2 separate regions of the Homo sapiens genome follow, and region 2 is linked to region 1. Evidence: read pairs that join two places in POLR2A ChIA-PET (ENCODE). Cell type or tissue: MCF 10A. All regions are shown on one strand. Links, peaks and the distances in the headings refer to the core of each region. The heading gives the core; the rest is flanking DNA. Region 1 has its middle 94 kb from the start of SEMA3C. Region 2 overlaps SEMA3C (semaphorin 3C).

Region 1 (5,394 bases), core at 282-5,281:
TATAGTTTAAATCTGCACCAACTTATCATGGCCTTTTTCAAATTTAGCCATTCTTTTAGGTGCTTAATGATGATACATGGTAGTTTAAGTCTGAATTATTTGATGAGTAATGATGTTAAAAATCACTTTTTAAATATTTTAAATGAACATTTGGATATCATCTTTTGTCATGTACCTAATCAATCATTTATTCTTTTTTCCTTTAAACTAGAGATTCTGTTTGTTTTTTTTCTCATTGGTTTGTGGGAGTTTTTTGTGTATGCATTATGAATACAAGCCTTTGGCAGATTGATATATTGCCACATCTTCAACTCTGAGGCTTTTTCAGTTTTGGTGATATCTTTTGACGAACTGAAATATTTAATTTTAGTGAGGTTGAATTTATTAATTTTTTGTTAATTTGTAGTGCTTTTAGGTCCTGCTTAAGAAATGTTTGCTTACTTCAAATAAGAAAGAAAGCTACTCTCCCATCTTAATAAAGTTTTAAAAACGTATTGTTTACCTTTTACATTTAGGTCTGCAAACATTTGAAATTGACTTTTGTGTATGGTGTATGCTGGAGATAAAGTTTATTTCATTTTTCCATGTGAATATCCAACTGAATCAATGCCATGCATTGAAAAGACTACTTTTCTCCATTGTATTGCAGTGGCACTTTTTGTAAGACAGCTGACTCTGTAAGTGAAAGTCTGTTGCTGAACTCTATTCTGGCCTATTTGTCTTGCTTGCACCAATAATAGAATGTTTAAAATAAGTCTAGATATCCAATGATATATACCAGTGAATATTACTCTACTTTGAGAATAGATTGACTATTCTTGAATTCTGATATGGTTTTTTTTTTTTTTTTTTGAGATGGAGTCTCGCACTCTGACCCAGGCTGGAGTACAGTGGTGCCATCTTGGCTCACTGCAAGCTCCACCTCCTGGGTTCACACCATTCTCCAGCCTCAGCCTCCTGAGTAGCTGGGACTACAGGCACCTGCCACCACGCCTGGCTAATTTTTTGTATTTTTAGTAGAGATGGGGTTTCACCATGTTAGCCAGGATGGTCTCAATCTCCTGACCTTATGATCCGCCTGCCTCGGCCTCCCAAAGTGCTAGGATAACAGGCGTGAGCCACTGTGCCCGACGGAATTCTGATACAAGTTTTAAAAACATTTTTCCAACTTCTAAACACACAAACATGAAAAATAATCTTCTGGGATTTTGTTGAAGACTAGTTTTTTTCTATCCATCAATTTTTGAAGAATAAATATTTTGACAATATGTACTTTGGCTTGTTTAGGCCTTCTTTAATTTGTCAGTGACATTTTGTAGTTTCTGTTTAGATGCTTGTGTATTTAGCATTAAATTTATTCTAAGTTATTTGATACTTGATTCTTTCATGAATGGTATCTTTCTTAAATTTCATTATCTAACAAATTGTAAATGTATACAAAATGATTTTTGTATACAGATCATGTGAATCTATGGTCTATAATATGTGTTCTATTTTTAGAATCTGGATTATTTAGGTTTTCTGTATTCTACTATCTGTGAATAAAGGTAGTTTTAGTCTTTTATCACCATTTATATATTTTATTTCTTTTTCTTGCCTTATTACACTGGCTAGGACTTCTTGTACAACGTTGAATAGACATGATACTGGGTATTTTATTTCTGACCTTAAGAGTAAAGCTTTCAACACACCACTAATGTGTATAATGTTTGCTGTTGGTCTTTGTAGATATTTTAGAAGGTAAAAAAAAGTTCTATTCTAGTCATTGTTTTCTTAGTTTTATTATTATTGATAGTGTTGAATTTTATCAAAAGAAAATTTTCATCTTTTGCCATTATCTTATCATTTTCTCCCTCTTTATTAATGTGGTGAAATTATCTTGCTTGATATATATAATTTTAATTTCTGCATTATATATAGTTGAATTAAGGCTATGGATACAATCTTTGGATCTTTAGCATAACTGCTTTTGCCAAGTTTGGAAAATTTTTAGACATTAGCTTTTCAGTACTGTTTTAGCCTTATGCTCTCTCTCCTGTTTCTGGGACTCTACACATATACTATATATTTTTTTCTTTTCATAACATCCCATACTTTCCTTAGGTTCTTTTCTGTCCCTTCCTTTTTGTTTGTTTGTTTGTTTTGAGACGGGATCTCACTCTGTCACCCAGGCTGGAGTGCAGTGGCGCAGTCTCAGCTCACTGCAACCTCCGCCTCCTGGGTTTACGCCATTCTGCTGTCTCAGCCTCCCAAGTAGCTAGGACTAAAGGTGCCCGCCACCACACCTTGCTAATTTTTTGTATTTTTAGTAGAGACAGGGTTTCACCGTGTTAGCCAGAATGGTCTCGATCTCCTGACCTTGTGATCTACCTGCCTCAGCCTCCCAAAGTGCTGGGATTACAGGCATGAGCCACCGTGCCCAGCCTCTACTTTTCTTCTTAATTTTTTTAGACTCTTTCTCTGTGTATAGATTTAAAAAATTAAAGAGAAGTATTGCTAACTGTAAGCCCATTTTTTCCTTCTGTCTCTCTTGGATTTTGCCTTTTAAGTTCTAGATACCTCACACTAATTTCTGTCTCTTGATCCTACCATATTTTCCCTACATACCTCATGTGTTTACCAAAGCTATTTTGTTTCTCAGCTTTTTGTGTTTTTGCTTTGGCTTCTGCCTTGTTTCTCAATCTCTCTCTCCAGCAAATGATCTAAATATGAAAGCTGCTTACAGAATGTCAGGTAACCCTTTTGTGATTGACCTCTTTGAGGGATCTTGACCCCTCAAGTCCTGATAGCCTCAGCGACTCTTCCAGTGACTTCAAACGAAGCCTCTCCCTCTTTGTAATTATATCTGTTTTTTTCTAGTTGTTCTCAGTGGGAGTGTTAGTCAGCTACTCTATTGCAGCCACCTCAGAAATTCCCTGTAAATTTGTTTTGATGACTCAAGAGTTTCATGTTGTTTTGAGTGTCAGAATCTGAGTGATTTAACAAGTATTGCATAAGCTTTAATAAAAGCCATAAAAACATGAAAAATGTTTGCTATAATATGTGTGAAATTCTTTAAATAGGCAACCCAAAGGCACTATGCCAGTGGAAGATTTCTTATTTCTGAAAGAATTGGAATGGAAAGGAATCCCAGTTTTTCTGAATCTGAGAACAGATTATATTAGAATATAAAATGGCAAAAACATATAAATATATAGTCACTTAGTATTTAGAGTGGAAAGAATATACTGATCACAGACTACAGGAATTTCCTTTGCAATCCATTGGAGACCTGAAATATTATTTCTCACTAGTTTTCCAGTTAGGGGAGAGGGAAGAAATAGGGTTGTGCTGTGGTCAGATGAGTAGTGAAAGCTTCAATGGCAGCAAGAGAATTCCAGAAGTTGAAAAGTTGCAGATCCATGGGGCTCAGGAACTGTTACCATTGGACAGACTTTTCACTTTTATTCTGCTAAGGGACATTAATAGGCAGTTGGATTTTGCCAAAAAAGAATTAAGATAGTGAATAAGAACTTATTGAAATGATTTTAAAACCCTGTAAATCATTTTCAGGTGAGATTATATTTTAGATGTGAATTAAAACATATCAAACCTATGTTTGATCTTTATTTTATGTATTAATTTTTCAGGACTAGGTCTAGTGTAAAACTAAATATAAACCAAATAACTAAATCAAATATAGAGATTAATATTCAGATACTTTAGATGATAAGAGGGGAACTTATCTATGCTTGTATCTCATGCATTAGGTCTGCATTTTCCTAAAATTATTGTATCCAAATTTTTTAATTGTGTCAAAAACATTACGTATTTACAAATAGGAACATTTTATTTTGAAATTGTGGAGTAAAATTTTTAAAACTAAAATATGTCTAGTATATAAAATTTCATATCGCTATATTTTATTATGAAGGATACATGTATTCATGCTCTAAAGGAGGAATTAGTCACAAATTTTTACATATTTTAGAGACATTAAAAGCTTTGGTATCATTATAGACATTCTAAATAAATCTCAAAAGCACTAATCTACAAAGAGTAACAATTCAGAGAGTCAGGGAGAGAGGATTATAGTTTCAGATGTAACAAGTTATTCACCATTATGGTTTGCATATTGACGGCTGTGGAAACTGTTGACTCATTAGTGACTTACACACTCAAGACAGAGTAAAATTTTGACTCAGCAATTCCATTTCTTATTCAACTGCGTTTATAACTTGACATTATTTAATCAAATAATTATTTTACAGAGGTTATGAACTCTCTGTCTTCCATTAAAGTAAATGTTTTATATCAACTTCTATATATTTATTTATTCTGAACATTATAATATGCCAAACAGTAATTTATTGCTAATATTTTATGGTTTTACCCCCTATGGATATAGAGTTGGGATGGAAATAATCTACCTGAGAATTAGAAAACCCCAAATCAAATCTTTGCTGTCCCACTACAGCATGGGTTAGGTTAGACAAGTCATTTTCTATCACCAGAAATAGAGATTCCACATGTATATTTATTAAATGTTATTTAATTATGTGATTATCTCAATTAACATAACTTCTAAGAATGAGCACAAGGATATTTACATTGCAACATATAATTATACAGCAATTATTATTTTTCAGTTTCGTTCATTGCAAATGCCTGGAAGCAATGGCAACCCAATAGGAATAGACACTACTTATCTATATTATCACCTTAAAATACCATTCCTCATTAAAAGGAATTATAGCTTTTGCAAAGAATACTGGACTTCAGCCATGTGGCAGAAAATATATAAATCAACCTGGAGAATTTCAGTGAGTCAATAATCAAGCATCTGTCAAACTCTGTTATTTTGTGTAAAAGGACACAGAAACCAACATAAATAGCTCACATTTTTCAAATATAGGAGAATAATTTGAACATAAGAAAGAATGATTAAGGGAATTATATAAAACATTAAAATAGGGTTCTGAGTTTATTATGTGATGAGAGATTGAAAGAGGTGGAGATGAGAGAGAGAACAAGGTGGGGCTGGGGGTGCAGGAATTGTAAAGGAATCAAGAAATTCATTGAACAACACCACTGGAGAAATTTGGCACCAACACCTGTTCCTTAAATTAGCAACTAAAATGAAATAATCAAGAATTTAGTCTGAATTTTCCTTATGATTGATAATTCATACTGTCCAAAGAGCTTTGGATGATAAGGGAGGGAAAGTTATTCTTTATGATAATATTTGATCTAATAATAACAAAGTATAATTAAATTTTTAAAAATTGTCATTTTAGGCTGGGCTTGGTGGCTCACACCTGTAATCCCAGCACTTTGGGAGGCTGAGGCAGGTGGATCACCTGAGGTTGGGAGTTTGAAACCAGCCTGACCAACATGGAAAAACCCCGTCTCTAC
Region 2 (5,394 bases), core at 297-5,296, 160 kb before region 1:
CAGTAATCTTCTTTACTGTTCTGCATAAAAAGAATACAAGAATATATACTTTGACTTCATTTTATATAATTTACACACAGCTTTCCACCTACAATTTCAAACCCAACAAGTAGCAACACTAAGTTTTAGCAACAGTGGCCATTAGTAAAACTCCGATGCTTTTGCTGAGTAGACAGCTACATAAAAAGAAAATCACCATTGCTGACAAAATACTTTTCCTTAATTGTAAATCCTTAATATTTTGTTTTTAAACTGATCAACTATAAGTTTCTTTTATCATTATCTCTATTTCATGCATACAAATGTATATGCATAAAAATACATGTTCTTAAAGACGGGCATTAATGAATATATTAGATAATGATGCACCTTTTCATAACTGAAGGATCAAAAAGAAAGAAAATAAACACTATAAGTGAGGGTACAGAGTAACAGATATTCTTGGTTGGTGCAAATATAAATTGGCATATTGTTTCTGGAAGGCAAGTCTATCAGAAGTTTAAGTATAAAGTTATACAGCAAAACTCTTGGAGAATTAAATAGGAGACAATCTTTGTGGTCTTGTGATAGCCAAATGTTTCTTAAATAGGGCAAAGAAGTACAAATCATAAAGAAAAGAATGATTTGTTAGAATACATTACAATTTAGAATATTCATTTATATAACACTACCATTATATGGTGAAAAAGCAATACAAATAATGAGAAAAGATTTCTAAGCACATATAATCTATAAAGGGCTCATACTGAGAATGTGTAACAAACTCCTAGAAACTAATTTAAAAAAATACAAACTAAAATAAAATGGGCAATGCTTCAAATAAATGTCTTACAAGATATTTAAATGACCAACAAACTGAAAAGTGTTCAAATATAATCCAGAGAATATAAACGAAAACTATGATACACTACTCTATAGTTACATGACCGGCTCAAACTTTGTTTTTAAATAATGGTAAAAAAGAAAGCTGTTTATTTCCAAGATTTATCAAAGACACAGAACAACTAGAATTATCATATACTTTTGGAAGGAATATAAATTTCTATAACCATTTTGGAAAATGGTTTGGCTTTATCTACTCAATTTGAATGTATATATACCAATGACCCCACAATTCAATTTCTAGTTATATACCAAAAGATGTGTGTAAAATGTTAACAGCAGTCTTATTCATGATAGTTCTAAAACGGAAATGGTATGAATGTCCATCAACAGGGGACTGGGTAAATAAATTATTGCATTTTTCTTACAATGCAATAAAAAAGAATTAATTACTTCTACATATAAAAATGCCAGTGAATCTCTCAAGACATTAAGCAAAATAAGTCATACACAAAATAACATATACTATGCAATTCCATTTACATAAAGTTCAAAAAAAGGCAAAAGTAATCTATGGTCATAGAAGTAATCCTGGTGGTTATATTCAGGGAGAAGGGAGGAGACGGTCACCGGAGTGACAAAAAGGGTCTAGACATATTTTTCAGCCTGCACGGTAGTTAGACAAGTATGGTATCTTTTGCTAACTAGTGTGGTATGTCATACATACTGAAGATTTTTGTACTTTTTCTGTATCTATGCTCATTTGTTGATAATTATATTTTCTAAAAGAAAGAGTATTAAATCGATGCATGCATAATCTCTGAATCAGTGTATATTAGTTTTCTGTGATTGTTGTAACTAATTACTACAGGCGTGGTGACTTAAAACACAAAATTTTTTCTCTCACACTTCTAGAGACCAGGAGTATAAAATCAGTTAACACTGAAGTTGAGGTGGGCTGCAGTCCCTCTGGAGGCTTTGGGGATCTGTTTCTTGCTTCTTCCAGCTTCTATTCATTTCTTGGCTTGAGACCACCTCCCTCCGATCTCTCCCTCTGTGGTCATGTTGTCTTTTCGTTCTCTTCTGTGTCAGTTTCTCAGCCTCTCTCTTGATAAGTACACTTGTGATTCCATTTAGGGCTCACCCAGATAATCCAGGATAATTCTCCCATCTCAAGAGCTTAAATTTATTCACATCTGCAAAGTCAATTTTGCCATGTAAGATGACATTCGGCCTGGCACGGTGTCTCATGCCTGTAAACTCAGCACTTTTGGAGGCCATGGTGGGTAGATCACAAGGTCAGGAGATCGAGACCAGCCTGACCAACATGGTGAAACCCCATCTCTACTAAAAATACAAAAATTAGCCAGGCGTGGGGCAGGCACCTATAATCCCAGCTACTCAGGAGGCTGAGGAAGGAGAATTGCTTGAACCTGGGAAGCGGAGGTTGCAGTGAGCCGAGGTCGTGCCACTGCGCTCCAGCTGGGTGACAGAGCAAGACTCTTGTCTTTAAAAAAAAAAAAAAAAAAAAAAAAAAAGACATTCATAGTTTCTAAAGATTAGGATGAGCACATCATTCATGGGGCCATTACTTAGCCTACCACAGAGTATGACTGACAATACTAACTATGGTTTCAAAGGAGCAAGACCTAACTGAGTGCCAGAATCAGCTGAGAGGGCATCATTAAGCAGGAGGGGAAAAACTGCCTTTTATGGATAATGGTATCATAACACGTAGACAGCGATAGGCAGTCACAGCACAAAATGGCCACAAATGATGTCAAGTGATAAAGAAAAAAAAAGTTGAATATAATCCACTACTAGTAAAAACAAATTGAAATATACCTGCCTAAAATGTGGTACATTTTCATGAAAGAAGACAATGTTAATTTTAGTTGTATTTACATTAGAAACTATAAAAGTAAAGATATTAATTTTAATATGATAAAAATATGATGGAAGGAGAATATCATGAAAAACGTTTGTTTTGGTTTGTTTTTCCACACTTCTGAAACCCTTGATCTTCTCTAAATGCCTGAGCTTGTTACTCTTATACAGAGTTACTCAGGCTGCTAATGCAAACAATGACAGAGTGTTGCCACAGATGAGGCATTTCATCACCACTCTGGAACTAGAAGACTCTTGGACACATTTGGTTGGAAGCAGACGAACCCCTTTATTATATCCCCTCAGTAGGTATCTGACAGAAATCCCTATGGAGAGTCAGGACACTCTCTCATACACTGCTTTTCACATTACTGCTACTTGTAGCAGCTTCAACCCTGACCTTATTCATGTTACTAGTTTGAAATGCATGGTTATCCCCTTGATACAGTAGCCGGTGTCACTTGTTATTCACTTGTCTCTTCAAAAGAAAAGATTCAAACTATGAAACTACTAAAATAAAACATTAGGGAAACTCTCAGGACACTGGTCTAGGCAAGGATTTTTTGAGTAGTACCCCATGAGCACTAAGCAAAAACGGGATCATCTCAAGTTTAAAAGTTTCTGCACGCAAAGGAAACAATCAACAAAGTGAAGAGAAAACCCACAGAATGGGAGAAAATATTTGCAGACTATACACATAATAAAGGATTAATTACCAGAATATATAAGGAGCTCAAACAACTCAATAGGAAAATACCTAATAATCCAATTTTAAAGTGAGCAAAGCTGAATAGACATTTTTTTTTTTTTTTTTTTGAGACAGAGTCTTACACTGTTGCCCAGGCTAGAGTGCAGTGGCGCAATCTTGGCTCACTGCAAGCTCCGCCTCCTGGGTTCATGCCATTCTCCTGCCTCAGCCTCCCGAGTAGCTGGGACTACAGGTGCCCACCACCACGCCTGGCCAATTTTTTGTACTTTTGGTAGAGACGGGGTTTCACCATGTTAGCCAGGATGGTCTCGATCTCCTGACCTCGTGATCCGCCCGCCTCGGCCTCCCAAAGTGCTGGGATTACAGGCATGAGCCACCGTGCCTGGACTGAATAGACATTTTTCAAAAGAAGACAAACAAATGGTAAACAGATATACATAAAGGTGTTCAACATCACTGATCATCAAAACTACAATAAGATATTATCTCACCCCAGTTAAAATGGCTTTTATCCAAAAAACAGACACTAACGAATGCTGGCGAGGATGTGGAGAGGGAATCTTTCCATACTATTGATGAGAATGTAAATTAGTACAGCCACTATGGAGAACAGCTTGGAGGCTCCTCAAAAAACTAACAATAGAACAACCGTAAGATCCAGCAATCCCATTGCTGGGTACATATGCAAAAGAAAGGAAATCAGTATGTTAAAGAGTCATCTGCACTCCCATGTATACAGCAGCATTATTCACATCAGCCAAGATTTGAAAGGAATCCAAGTGTCCATCCACAGACAAACAGATAAAGAAAATGTGGTACATATACACAATGGAGAACTATTCAGCCATTAAAAAGAATGCGATCCTGTCATTTGCACAACATGGTTGAAACGGGAAGATATTATGTCAACTTAAATTAACCAGGCACAGAAACACAAACTTATGTGTTCTCACTCATTTATGGGAGCTAAAAATAAAAGCAATTGAACTCAGGGAGATAGACAATAGAATGATGGTCACCAGAAGCTGGGAGGGTAGTGGCAGGAGGGGTTGGAGAGGAAGTGGAGATGGCTGATGGGCAGAAAAATACAGTTAGAATAAATAGGATGGAGTATTCGATAGCACAACAGGCTAACTACAGTCAACAATAATTTATTGTACATTTAAAAATAACTAAAAGAGACTAATTGGACTGTCTGTAACAAAAAGGATTAATCCTTGAGACAATGGATACCCCATTTATCCTGATGTGATAACTACACATTGCATACCTGTATCAAAATATCTTATGTACCCCATATATATGTGTGTGTGTGTGTGTGTGTGTGTATACACACCTGCTATGTACCCATGAATATTAAAAATAAAAAAAATGTAAAAAGGAGATTCATTTTGGACATCATTTCACAGAAAAAAAAAGAAACAAAGTTATTGTTATAAGCTCCATAAATAAAACTCAGGTCATTGAGAAATGTAAAAATTATTTTGCTCTAATTAATATAGTATGTTTATAAGTGAGACATCACAATGACCCTGAAAAATACATTATGTGTTTTAGGTAAGGTTATTGATAAAAATATTCTCATAAATCTGGAAGACTCTATGTACCCCAAAAAGATGCTCTCAAAGAAAATGACAAAAAGCCTTTTCAAGGATCTCCATTTGTTCTTCTTTGCCCAGAGACATTTAGATCAGACTCCATATGAACTTGCACTAAATGGCAGCTCATGAAGGTACAGGAAAAGGGGAGGCTCGCTGTTCCTTTAACTGAGCATGCTTTGGAAAGCAACAACTCCCTCTTGCCAAGTGGAGGTGCTTAACAGCATAGGTAAACAGCATAGGTATACCTCCCATTAGAAAGACGACAGTCTTAAACTAGAACTCAGTTCTGGAGCCTCACTACTGGGCTCACAACTGAACTTCTTAGTTGTTAGATCCTGGGTGAGACCAAGGTTTTTGGGTAGGGCTGAGGTAATT

What was found. ChIA-PET counts read pairs that join two places held together with the same protein. Peaks named below come from ENCODE experiments on the same cell type or tissue, not always from the same donor. Only the 100,000 strongest peaks of a DNase experiment are listed, where the experiment ranks them.
Region 2: POLR2A ChIA-PET joins it to region 1 with 7 read pairs; 2 of 35 experiments call an interaction of 5 or more read pairs at or near these places.

The regions. Positions count from the first base shown.
Region 1 is chr7:81,010,353-81,015,746 of GRCh38, forward strand. No RefSeq gene overlaps it. Among named protein-coding and RNA genes, the nearest start is that of SEMA3C, 94 kb to the left of the region's middle. RefSeq lists an enhancer at 2,539-3,042. In MCF 10A, for the core only: no CTCF peak of the experiment used is centred there; a DNase peak (open chromatin) is centred at 2,919.
Region 2 is chr7:80,849,172-80,854,565 of GRCh38, forward strand. The region is part of intron 2 of SEMA3C (semaphorin 3C); the gene reads right to left. Among named protein-coding and RNA genes, the nearest start is that of SEMA3C, 67 kb to the right of the region's middle. In MCF 10A, for the core only: no CTCF peak of the experiment used is centred there; a DNase peak (open chromatin) is centred at 2,920.